Linked DNA regions of Mus musculus: region 2 is linked to region 1. Evidence: chromatin loops called from intact Hi-C (ENCODE). Cell type or tissue: heart. All regions are shown on one strand. Links, peaks and the distances in the headings refer to the core of each region. The heading gives the core; the rest is flanking DNA.

What was found. Peaks named below come from ENCODE experiments on the same cell type or tissue, not always from the same donor. Only the 100,000 strongest peaks of a DNase experiment are listed, where the experiment ranks them.
Region 2: a loop joins it to region 1, with 5 times the contacts of the local background. A loop is called at or near these places in 18 of 42 quality-filtered maps.

Annotation. Positions count from the first base shown.
Region 1 is chr14:47,526,377-47,534,451 of GRCm38, reverse strand. Fbxo34 (F-box protein 34) reads right to left here. Exons shown (of 3, transcript NM_001146086.1): 3 at 2,490-5,277. The coding sequence starts at 5,267. The coding sequence ends at 3,180. Among named protein-coding and RNA genes, the nearest start is that of Gm35166, 22 kb to the right of the region's middle. In heart, for the core only: a CTCF peak has its summit at 5,221 (motif pointing right); a DNase peak (open chromatin) is centred at 5,221; H3K27ac peaks cover 296 bases.
Region 2 is chr14:47,469,792-47,474,791 of GRCm38, reverse strand. It overlaps Fbxo34 (F-box protein 34), which reads right to left and starts at 2,231. Exons shown (of 3, transcript NM_001146086.1): 1 at 2,075-2,231. In heart, for the core only: no CTCF peak of the experiment used is centred there; DNase peaks (open chromatin) are centred at 1,741 and 2,241; H3K4me3 peaks cover 2,384 bases; H3K27ac peaks cover 1,491 bases.

The DNA of each region.
Region 1 (8,075 bases), core at 3,076-8,075:
TGAGTGGTGGGGTAAACACTGAGGTGGAGCAGCGCCTCCTGTGAGAGCAGAGTGGGTGTTTTCTTTGGCTGGGGTGGGGTTTGAACCTTTGGCAATGCAGGACGGGAACACCGTGGCATGACATGAGAGTGGGCCGGTCGCCTGGGGGCTTCTGGCATGGTTAGTGGTTAGCACTGGCTGCTCCTCCAGGGCTGGGGTTCAGTTTCCAGCACCTACAGGACAGCTAAGAACTGCCTGTAACTCTGACTTTAGGGGACATACTGCCCCTTTGGCCTCCACAGAACTGCATGCATGTGGTATACAGACATCCACACACACAAGCTCTTAAAACCAAAAACCAAAGGGTGGATTATTTCTACATCCAACACTAGGGGGCCACAGAGTCTCAAAAGCAGCATTACATTCTGGTAGTCTGAGTTCAGCGTGGGGGTGGGGTGGGGCGGGGTTGGGGGTGGGGGCTGGTGTCAAGCCTCTGTTGAGCACTGGGAAGCTTGTCCTGCCACAGTTAATGCAGGCCGTCTGTTTCTGAGGTAAGGCCAAGTGCACTGGGGGCATCCTATGCCCTGTTGTCAGCCCAGCTTCTCACACAGCTGCAGAGCACGTGATAACCAGGTCAGCAATGCTGACTCATGAAAACCCAGAGTTGTTTGTCTTGTGTACCCACGTGGGAGAGCCACAGGCAGCAAAGGTTGAACACACAGTGCATGAGGAACGTCACACCCTTGGTTGTCCTGTGTGTTATCGCCTTATCCCAGTTATGAGTCACAACAAACTTAGAGGACATTCAGATTGCCAGCTTGGCACAAGCCAACAGCAGATGTGTTGAAGATGAGCTGTTCTCAGCCTCTTGCGTTGTGTCAGACCAAGTTTGCGTCTCCAGGCTAGCATAGCATGGTCCACTTGTCAGGGTGGCCTCGCTGGCATGGGGTCACTGCAGTCTCAGCCTGCTCTCAGCCGTTACTGTGAAGGATAAAAGAAAAACCCAAACCAGAGATATGGCTCAGCAGTTAAGAGCCACAGACCCAAGTTTGGCATTCAACACTCATAACTGCTTGTAATTCCAGAAGTAGGGAATCTGACACCTTCTTCTGGCTTACAAGGACAAATGCACGCACTAGTATACAGACACACAATCTTAAAAATTCAAACTAGATTCCAGTTCGGAAGCCACTGGCCTCATGACCCTCTGCTTAACATAGGCCAAGCTGGCTCTACCTAAATACCATCCTCCACTCTGCTCCCTGCCGGTCCTGGCCAAATGTGTACCCTCCTCCAAGGCAACCACTGCCCTTCCCCATCAGTCGTCCACATTTGTCGTCCATCCTCCCTGCCAGCAACTTAGGCCGATAACAGGGTTTTTTTCTGTGTTTTTGGATTTTGTTTTCAAAGCTCCAGCTTTCTGTCTTCAAGCCTGAAGACTCCCAGTGGCTTCTAAGTGACTGGTGGACAGCTGTGGGAACTCTTTAATAGTACTTTATAGGGAATACAGCAGGCACTGCACAAAACTCAAAATGTTAAAAGCCGATAAGATTTTAAACTTACATTTAAGGAAAGATGATTTTGTAATATAAAAAGTTAACCTCCCTTCTTCTAAACCCTGTTTTGGGGTGCATTTGACATGTCTCCTCTTGTAGCCCAGGCATGCCTCAAACTCAGCAATTCTTTTGCCTTGTCCTCAGAGCTCTGGGATCACAGACATGAGTCACCACAAATGGCTTGAACACAAACAAGACTTTAACAGAAGGGCCCTAAGAAGGGAGCTGGAGAGGTGACTGCAGTTAAGAGCACTGCTGTTCTTCAGAGGACTCGGGCTTAATTCCCAGCAACCACATGAGGACTTACAAACCTGCTCAGACTCCCAGGGGAGCTGATGCCCTCTTCTGGCCTCTGTTGGTGCAGGTAACCATGTGATGCAGACATAAATGCAGGCAAAATACCCACACACATCAAAGGTTTGTTTTTGTTTGGTTTTTTGTTGTTGTTTTTCGAGACAGGGTTTCTCTGTGTAGCCCTGGCTGTCCTGGAACTCACTCTGTAGACCAGGCTGGCCTCGAACTCAGAAATCCGCCTGCCTCTGCCTCCCCAGTGCTGGGATTAAAGGCGTGCGCCACCACGCCCGCTCAAGTTGTTGTTTTTAATTACAACTTAATGCATAAGAACTTAATGCATAAGGATCTGGACCAGATGACGTAGGCAGGAATCTGGTCCAGTTCATAGCACGGCTCACAACTGCCTGCCACTTGACCACCACAGTGGTGGCTCTGCCACCTTAGTGTGCGCACACTCAAGAGCAAGCACACGCACGTGCACGAAATCCATCTTTGGGCTGTAATGGCTCAGCAGTAGAGAACTTGTTGCTCTGCACAACACACAGATCACTTCCCAGCACAGCTTCAGGGGGTCCAACACCCTTGGCTGGTCTCCTCCAACACTGCCTGAATTTACATGAACATTCATAAAGTTAGTAAAATCTTATTTTAAGACCAGACCTCATTTAAAACGTTTATTTTTTTATTGAAGTTTTTTTAAAAAATTTTTAACCAGACAAAAGGATGCACAACATTTTAATCTATTATATGATATTGTCTTATTCTGTGGTGATTATGTTTAGTCAGCTGTTCATAATATACAATACTGAATTTTAATCACGTTATTTACAGAGGGGCCAAAGCACTCATCTACAGGTAAAGGCGCTCGGGTTTAATGTGCACGTTCACAGCCCTGTGCAAGCACAACCATTATACACACTGTAAACAGCACAGGGCATGTCGGTCTGCAGTCACCACTCTCACGGGAACGAGCATACAGGCCTAGGGTAAGGTGCCTGGTTTTCTTTCTGAGGCATAATTCTCAACCGTGTGCTTCCCTCCTCACTCACTCCAAGTGCAGAGCCAGTGTTGGACCACCTCAGGATCCCCTTGTGGAGACTGCCTGGTGACCTCTGAATGTCCTTGATGGAGGAAAACAGGCAAGAGTTCTTCACAGCTGGATAGGTTTAATGTGAGGCACCACCATACAAAACCATGGAACTAAATTCTTGTACAGCTGAGAAACAGTTTAAAATGCCTGAGCAATGGCAGTCAGAGCTGAGCAGAGATCAGGAAGGGCCGGGGGAGCTCGCAGCCCTGGAGGTTGGCCCAAGTGTTTCACGGTCCTCTTGCCTCCCTGTCCCATGGACTTCAGTACTCCTCTTCCGTCTCACTCCCTCTCGTCTTCTTATGGATTGCCCGGTTAAAGCTATGGCAGGCAGGTAACCAGTGATTGTCATGAAGGCCTAACTTACAGCCAGGAAAGCCCTTCTGAGACTGGTGGCAGCACATCCAGTAGCCAGGCCCATATGGCAAAGCCTGGCAATAGGGTTTGGGGTGCCACCGGCACAGGGACACATCCCCTTTCACATACTTTTTCTTGCACTGCTTGCAAGGGTCTTCCCTATAGCGTGGGTCTCGAACCCACCGAGAATCTGCTGGCCTGATGTTGTAGTATTCAATGATGGACTTGAAGTAGCGACAGGTACATTTAAGAATGGCTAAACTCAGGGTAGGGAGTAACCTGAAGATTTTCACTATGATGTGGTGGGGCAGGCATGCCATGTACTGCTGAGGCTCCAGAAGCTGCTGGATCTTAAACCTGGTCTCCAGAAAGTCCTGTGACACCTGCTTCTTGCACGTGGCTGCCTCAAGCACCTGCGAGGTGCTCCCTCCCGGAGAGGCTGCTGGGAGGAGCGGCTCCACAGAGGCATCTTTCTCCTCACCTGCACTGCTGCCCTCAGCAGCATCTTGAGGCTGACTGGCCTCTGAGGCCTCTGGTGCTGGGTGTTCCCTCAGCTGGGGGTGCGCTTGCTGGTCCTGTCCAGATGACAGAAAGAAGAGCATCCCGGGAAGAGGCTCCTCAAGGGAGTCTAAAGCCGCCGGCCGGTCTTTCTCTACCGTGCACACAGTGATGCTGATGCACAGCGGGTCCTGCCTCTGCTCAGGACTGTGCTTTGTGACTGTTACAAGCTCTCTTCTTATGCGACGGACAGCATCTGTAGGCAATTCATCAAATTCCTCCACCATTTCTACGTCATCCCGGCTGCAGCTCTTCATAGCTGTTTGCTGACCCGGCTCTAGATCTGTGCTGTCCATGTGGAAGCTCACAGTGGCTGGCAATGAGGGACAGCTTTGAGAAGTGCCATCCCAGGCCTGCTCCCCTACAGAATGATGCTCAGTTACGGAGGGTTCTTCACCCACAGATACCGGCTGCAAGGGATTCTCCTGAGGGTCGGCTGTGTCTGCAGAGCCCTCTTCACTTTTGTCGCTGGCCTGAGAACCATTAGTGAGCAACACCCTGCCTACATTTCGACGGAAACTGTTATTGCGTGACAAGCTCCCGGGTTCCCGCTGGCCCTGGTGCTTCAGGCACTCAGACTCCAACCTGGCTACCATGTCAAGGACACGGACTGGCTCACCCTGGGATCTGCCAGTCTCGGGATTTTCTTGTTCCTTGGGTTCTTCACAAGTTTCCGGAGCAGAGAAGGGCTCAGGTGCAGGCGGTATACCTCGGGACTGGCCAGAAATCTTCACAATGGCAGGCGAATTTGTGCAGTTTTTTGTGCAGCTAGCTAGCAGAGCAGTGGCCTTCTGCTCAAGGAAGGCAACCATCTGTATCACCGACAGAGGCCTCGCAGCACAGACACCGTCCCCGCTGTCACTCATGTAGTGCACAGAACAGTGCTCCACGCCACACACAAACGGCTCAGACTGGTAGCACTGGCTGTTGATCTCTCTCATCATTTCTAGCTGTAACTTGGCTTTCTTAAGATCTCCTGATTTTTTCCTTCTTTTAGTGGCTCTCCCATCGATATCCCAGGAACTTTTAATTTTCATAGAGCCTATCCTATTGCTATACTGGTGGGCTGCAAAGAATGCAATTTTCTCCTTCGTGTTCCCAGGTTTGACAATAGCCCAGGTCCCAGGCAGCCCCTCCTCACTCTGGTGCACGGCTGCAGACAGCACGTTCTTTTTGGCTTTAACATTCAAGCTGTTCTCCACAGGGCTCTTCCCACTCATACTGCACAGAACATTTGGAGAAAGGATCCCAAAAGGTTTTCTAGACGATGCTTTGACAAGGGAGGCTGAAGGAAGGACGGTGGGTTTCATGTAGCTGGCTCTGGCCTTCACATCACCGTTGGCCTTTCCGTGGCTCATAGGCGTTCTCAGGGTGTCCCTGCTGACCTCAAGAGGGCGCTCTTTCTTCTGGAGTTTCCAGTACAGCTTAAGGTGCATAACAGATGCCCTGGAACAGGAGAGAAGAGAGCTGACTTAGGTATCCTACTGTTTCTAGCAAGAGAAGTCTATTTTCTCAACTTCTAACATCTCTACCAAAAGTCGCATTCTGGCTCATTTCTAATACACAAATCACGGAGAACAGAAGCAAACTAAGCACTTTCTGTGGAACTAACAGCCACAAAATCAGCTGATTTTGAATGATACATTATAGAAAGGGCTATTAATGTAAATTAATCCTTTAAAGTTCGTTTTCCTGACACTGCTTTTTCTAAAATCACACCTTGGCACAGAAGCAGGAAATATTAACTCCTCTATATTGCCTAGGCTGTTCATTCTGTCTGGTTTTTAGGAGATAGGGTTTCATGTAGGCGAGGCTGGCCTTGACTCTCTGCTCCTTCTACCTCCACAGTCCTGAGATTACAGGCGGCGCTGGGAGTTGAACCCAGGACTCTCTAGATGCTAAGCAAGTGCTCTACCAGCTCTAGCAGCAGCATCCTCTCCTGCATAACTAGTTCTGACTACCTAACCCATGCTAGTTTTACATTTGTGACCCTCCTGCCTCAGCTTTCCTCAGTGCATACCATGCCTGGCCCTAGTAGACTGTTTTGTTTCGTGGGTTTAAGTATGTCTGTCTCAGTATGGAATCCTGACTGGCCTGAAACTCACGCCAGACCTGCTGCCTCCCTACTGTTGAGATTGACGGTACAGCAGTGACTCAGGCCTTACTAGATTTTTTATCTTTATCTTCCAGTTCCTCACAGCTAGCACTTTATTGGTTGCATATAAAAATAACTATTATTTCCTCAACCATTCCCATAGTGTTGGCTGTTTTGCTGTTTATAACTTGTCTGTCATGTGTTTTAATTTCTAAACAACCCATTCATCTGAACTATATACGTCCTTACTGACTTTTTGGCTAGGACCAAGCATCAAATCTTGACTACCAAACCTTCTATAGCATCTTAAAGAAAACACAGAGGCCCATATGCCTTATTCTTAAAAAGTCTGAACTAATTCAGACAAACAAAACAACAAAACCCTGGTGCCTTTTTTCCTTCTTTCCTGGTGGGGTGAGGAAGGGAGGCATTTCAGCGTGAGGTGACAGACAGAGGATTACTTGCCTTGGCCTGGCCTGGCCTCTGCTCTCACTGATTAGATTAGCTAGAGAGGGTGGATACAACCTGGGCAAGGCACCTCTACTCCATCTGAGTGGAAATGTTAACGGAAGGGTTGACACCCTAGATATAGTCCAGGGATCCATACCCTTGCTAAAAAGCACCCTAGGACTGAAGAGTGTGTTTTCCAGGGATGGTCACTCTCCTGTAAAGTAATCCTACCAATGCAATAAAGATCTGCAGTCACACATTTGTGGGAGTGAGGCCACCATATTTTCAGAGCTATGCATGGAGAGATCCACTCTAGCTGAGATTATTGTGCAAGACATGCATCCTATGGGGCAACTACGTATAATCCTTCCCGCGGGCTCACAGCCTTTACCTGCCTTCAGGCATCAGTGCTGACTGGGGAGAGCCCATGTACTGTACCTTCCATCTTAACTCTAGGGTTCTCTAGCCCAGGCTCAGCTGTTTTCTAACTCTGCAAATGGAAGCTCTGCATTTACGGTACGTAAAGTGCCTTTTAGAGATTTGTGTATACATTTATTTTTATATAAGCACGGGTCCAAGCTGTGCAGCTCCTACGGAGAAGTCAGAGAACTCGTGCAGGAACCGGCTCTCCCCTTCCCATGTCAAGTCCAGGGGTCAGCTCAGGCCCCAGGCATGACACTGGCAGGCCCCACCTCTCCCTCCTGGAGTAGATCTTAAGATCATTGTGATTGGTCCCTGAAACCTCAGAACCTAAGGGTGGTAGAGAGCGGCCCCTTTTCTGCACCATAACAGTTTAATAGCTTTCTACCATTTTTGATAATTTAGTCTTCCTCAAAAACAAGATGCTACATAAAGAAGAGTTATACTGAGTGCTGTCGCTCTGAGCCAACTCTGTGCTGGGTTTTCATGGGGAAATGTAAGTGAAATGAAAGCAATGGAAGTGGGGGACATAATAAACTATCACAGAATGCTCTCCTTGCAGAGTGAGTGCCTGTGAGTGAATGTACAGCTGCTATGCATTGCACAATGTTTTCTTTGCCTCTGCACCCCCACAGTATTTTAGGTGCTGTGTGTTATGCTGGCTAGGCTTATGTCAGCTTGACACAAACTATAGTCATCTGAGAGGAGGGAATCTCACCTGAGAAAATGCCTCCATAAGATCAGGCTTGTGTGCACGCAAGCCTGTGGGGCATTTTCATTGTTATCAGTGGGGGAGGCCACAAACCACTGTGGGTGGGGCCATCCCTGGGTGGTGGTCCTGGGTTCTATAAGTCTTCCCAAAAGAACTACCCAGAATTCCTCAAAAACAAGATGCTACATAAAGAAGAGTTATACTGAGTGCTGTCGCTCTGAGCCAACTCTGTGCTGGGTTTTCATGGGAAATGTAAGTGAAATGAAAGCAGGCCACAGGAGCAAGCCAGTAAGTGGTTCCCTTCCATGGCCTCTGCATCAGCCCCTGCCTCCATGTTCCTGTCCTGCCTTCCTTTGATGATGGAAGTCAGGACATGCATTTGGTTACAGGGTTTCATCCCAGTAATAGTAACCATAACTAGAACAGGTCTGTTAAAAACAAACATTAATAATAATTAATTCAAATTAAAGAAATATTTGAGAACAAATTAGTATAATCAGGGAAGGTTTTTGTTTGCACATAATCTGTAAAACCTGCTCCACTGACAGTAACTGAATGAGCAGCTTT
Region 2 (5,000 bases), core at 1-5,000, 57 kb after region 1:
TCCCGGGGGAGTAGGACACGCACTGACAAATAAGCCGCTCCTTAGAACTGTCACCTAGCACAGAATCTCCCACACGCATGTTAAACCTTACAGTTCCCCAGTCTCTCTGACTTCAGAGTCTGCTTTCCAGACAAACTATGCTGCACTGCGGACTGGGCTCCTACAGAACCAAGCAGTAGCCACTCCCGTGGCTTTTCTGGACACAGGCCACGCTACAAATCTCTTCAACCTGGACTTGTTAGCCAAAGGCTCTACAGGTCTTAGAGGTAAGCCCCATCCCTAAAACTCTCCATCATGGCCCACTTCTTGGGGACGGGGTGGGGCCTGTTTGGACTCCAAAGCTCTCCAGAGCAACATACTTTGAAATATAGGTGAATACTGAATGTCTTCACAGACTGTGCTAGTGTTCGTGGTTTTGCTCTCTCCTCCTCCTCCACCCCCCCCACACACCGAGTCTCTCTGAAGGAGACTGAGCCACACAGATCTAGACAAAGTTTAAGATCTCTAGAGAGGTGGCCACTGTGACTTAGATCACACCTGGGTTACTTAGACACTAGAATGTGAGGACCTTCAGAGCCTTTAAGTCATCCAGGTTCCTTGCCGGGCAGGGCAGCTGTAAAGCTCTGACGTGCCTTAGGGATTACTGTCCTGATGAACAGCACCTGGTACCACCGACCTACACTAATCTCCTGATCCAAAGTTCACCTGGCTGCTCCCGGCATGCGCTAGCCATCTCTCTTCTCATTGACAGCATGGCCAGCCTACTGTGTTCCACTCTTCCCCTCCATCCCTCTTAGTATGAAGTGTCCTATGTAACTGCTTCTGGGCCCTCGTGTCACTACGGGCAGTCAAGAGATGTGTGCTTGACCGCCAGTGCGCCAGTGCTTCTATGCAGGTCTACTATCTTTTCAAAGCCTGAGAAAAATCAACATTCACAAAATCACCTGCTAAAATTTATCATTTCACATTCGGAAGCACTACTGACAAAATGTAAGTCGCCTGACCCCAAAGGTAGTCCTCAGATGTGTTATATTACGTTACAGCCTAGTCTTGGGGTGGGGGTGGGCTGCAAAGCAGAGGCTTATTGCTGAGCTATAATCACAGAAAAAAACAAATGTCCCTGATAAAACGGGGGAGGGGGGGGCAAGAAACACCAGGATAAATTACATCATCGGGGGATTATTATTTAAGAAAAATGTTGGATTGATTCAAGCTCCCCTTCTTTGCAAGACAAAGTTCATTCAAGATCTGCTTGCCTTGGTCATTCGCTAACAAGCAGATCACTGGCAAAAAAAAAAAAAAAAAAGATAAAGCCAACTAAATTATCAGCCCTCCAGTTGGTTCAGCCCCCGCGCACCCTTTCCCAGCAACTGCTACATCAAACCATCAAACTGAGTTTAGCTTCCTGAAGGCACAGTGAACACCCTAATACCCCTTCCACGCCCAACCCCCAAGATCCCTCATATCTAAACCGAATGTCCTTAAACTGTACTACTACCGATGCTCTCCGAAATGAAGTTTAAGCACCTGACAATTATTACATCCAAACTGTACGAAGCCGAGATCCCAAGATTTTGGTTCAAATCTGCTAGGACCGAACTTCCTTTTTCTCCCCGCGGGTCCTCCCAGCCCTTCCGCGCGCCAAGGTCGCCACTCGGGGCCTGCAGTGACATCACGGTCTGTCTCGGTAGAGCCCTGACATCACCCGCACGCCGAGCCTCGGCACTGTGACCTCACCACCGCAGGCTCGCACGCCAGGGCCCCCCGGGGAGGGTGGAGGAGACGCGCCGCTCACCTGCACGGGGACACCCGGAGCCCCGCGCCCCGCACGCAGCCCACCCGCGGCGGCCTAGCTTGGGTCGCCGGACTCCGGGCCCAGGGAGCAGCCGGGCGCACGACCTCGGGGCCAGGCCGCGAGGACGGCTCTCTGGAGGACGCTGCGGCGGCGGCACCCCGAGCACGGCGAGCCGCGGTCCCCGCCCCCAACGTTCGGCCCTGCCGCGGGGAGCAGCGGGAGCCGCCACGGTGTCCACCTGCCCCGCGCCCCGCAGCCCCGCGCCCTCGCCCGGCCCACCTGTGCTTCTGCCGGGCCAGGGCCTGGCCCGGGGCTGCGGCAGCCCGATGCGGCGGCGGCAGGCCTGACTCGCTCCCCGACACTGAGGCGGACCAGGAGCTCAGCGCTGAGCGGCGGAGCCCAACGCTCGCCCCGAAACCCATTTGTTGGCTAAACCGGCGTGACATCACGCGCCGGCCCAATCGACGGTTGCCCGGGGGCGGGGCCGCAAAGCCTGCGTGCGCCAGCGCCCCCTGCGGGCGGCCGCGAGCGCTGTGGGGAGAGATGGGAGCTGCCAGGACAAGCGCCTACAAGCCTGGTGTGGCGGGAGATTGGGGAGTTTGAGTGTCACTGCACAACAAGGACCCTAACCCTAGAGCACAGTTAGAGTGACAAGTTCATTAACACTCCCAGGTGCTCCAGAAGCCTTAATACGTTTGACCCTGTTAGATATCCAACATGTCTGGGTTCTAATCTTGGTTCTACCACTAGCGTATGGTTCTATTTCAATTTTTATTTTTATTTATTTTATTTTATTTATTTATTTATTTATTTATTTATTTAGGAGACAGAGTTTCTCTGTATAGCCCTGGCTGTCCTGGAACTCACTTTGTAGACCAAGCTGGTCTCGAACTCAGAAATCCGCCTGCCTCTGCCTCCCGAGCGCTGGGATTAAAGGCGTGTGCCACCACACCCGGCTCATCTATTTCAAATTTTTAAAATGAGCTATTTAGCAAGCCCATGGCCCTGGGTTTGATCCTGATGTCCTACACACTGGGCATGTTGCTTCATATCTGTAATCCCAGAGTTTGGGAGGTGATGTCAGGTGCGCCACAGGTTCATGGTCACCCTCAATGGCAAAGCAAATTTGGGATCAGCGGGAGCAGGGCGCGGGTCCTCTCTGTTAAGAACACTGGCTGCTCTTCCAGGGGAATTCAATTCCCAGCACACCACAAGGTGGTTCGAAACTTGTCTGTAACTGCAGCCTCATGGAATCAGACGTCTTTTTCTGGCCTCCACAAACACTGCATGCACGGAGACAAAACACTATACACATAAAAAAAATTTTTACAAAAGAATATATTTTCCATAAAATTATGGCAGAAGTACCTACCAGAAAGTACATAAACTTTAAAGTTAAACTGCTAATCTACAAGAGCCTTGTAAACTTATCAGTGAAAGAAAAAAAAAAAAAAACAACAACAACAAGAAGACTCAGCACTTAAGAGCACTAGCTGCTCTTCTAAAGTACCCAGGTTCAATTCTCAGCACTCTCGTGGTGGCTCACAATTATCTGTTACTTCAGTCCCAGGGGATCCAAGACACACATCTGGTGCACACATGTGCAGGCAAAATAGCTATACACACAAAATTTTTTAAACAGCCTCACATCAGAAAATAAAAAACCTCTTGTGAAACGTGTGTGTGAAGTCTTAAAGAATCAAAATGTAGAAATAGGACCAGTGAGATGCTGCAGCAGATGAAGGTACTGACACTAAACCTGACACCCTGAGTTCAATCCCTACGACCCACCTGGTAGGATGAAAAGATGTCCTCTACATGTGGGCCGGAGTATGTGAATACCACCCATACAGACACACACACACACACACACACACACACCACACACACATACACATACACACACACACACAAATACACACACACATACACACATACATACACACACACACACACATACATACACACACACACACACACACACACACACATGCGTGGGCTGGAGTATGTGAAAAACCCTCCATACACACACACACACACAAATTTGCAATTTTAAAATATAAAACTAAGCCAAGCATGGTAGTACACATTTGTAATCCCTGAATTTGGAAGGCTGAGACAAGAGGTTGTGGCAGTTCAAAGCCACTCTGGGCTACTTAGCATGTACCGGGTTTCCTGGGCTGTATCCCTTTCTCATTTCCATGATCAAAATACTTAACAAAAGCATCTTAAGAAATTAAGGACTTATCTTGTAGCGCTGGAGAGATGGCTCAGTGGTTAAGAGCACTGGCTGCTCTCACAGAGGACCTGGGTTTGGTTCCCAGCACTCACATGACCTCTCACAACCTGCTGTAACTACAGCTTCAGGGGCTCTGACACCTTCTGGCCTCCAAAGGCACCAGGCAGATATGACGCACAGACATAGATGCAGGCAAAGCACTCATAAAATATAAAGTTAGTAAATGGAGATATTTTCATTAAGGGGGGGTATGTTGCTCACAATTTGAAGCAGAGAAGGCATGAACAGGCATGAACATGGCAGCTGGCATCCACAGCCAGGAAGCAGACAGGAAGGAGAGGTAGATGATGGTTCTCAGCACCTTTCTGACGGAGCCACCAACGTTTGGGATGAGCAGCACAATGCTTTGAATATACCTGTGTGTGTGTGTGTGTGTGTGTGTGTGTGTGTGTGTGTGTGTGTGCGTGTGTAGGCTCCAGGGATGGAACACTTAGGTCATAAGACTTCTGCAAGAGTTTTACCCACTTAGCCATCTCCCTAGATACAGTATCAAATTCTTAAAAGAAAAACAAAGCCCTGGCTTTTTAAACCACAGCACAGATACGGCACTAGAGCCCAGGGAACCAGAAAGAACTTTTGATAACACGCTACTGATGTGTAAGCCATTGTTGTCTCAGAACAACAGTGTCTGTGCTAGTCTTCAAAGTGCCAGTCCTTTAACACACGGAACTCCCAGAAGCAGCACAGAAAGGTGGGGCGGTGCTTGGGAACACCAATGGAGATGTTCAAGCGGAGGACTGCCATGAGTTCCAGGTCATTCTGAACTAGTCAGTGAAACCGGCTCCCAAAAACCACAAACCAAGTCAAGCAACTAGACTATATGTAAATGTAATATGTAAACATAAATGCAACAAATGTTGCATCTTAACAAACTGCAAGGCTAAGGCATGTGTGCCTGTGCTGGCA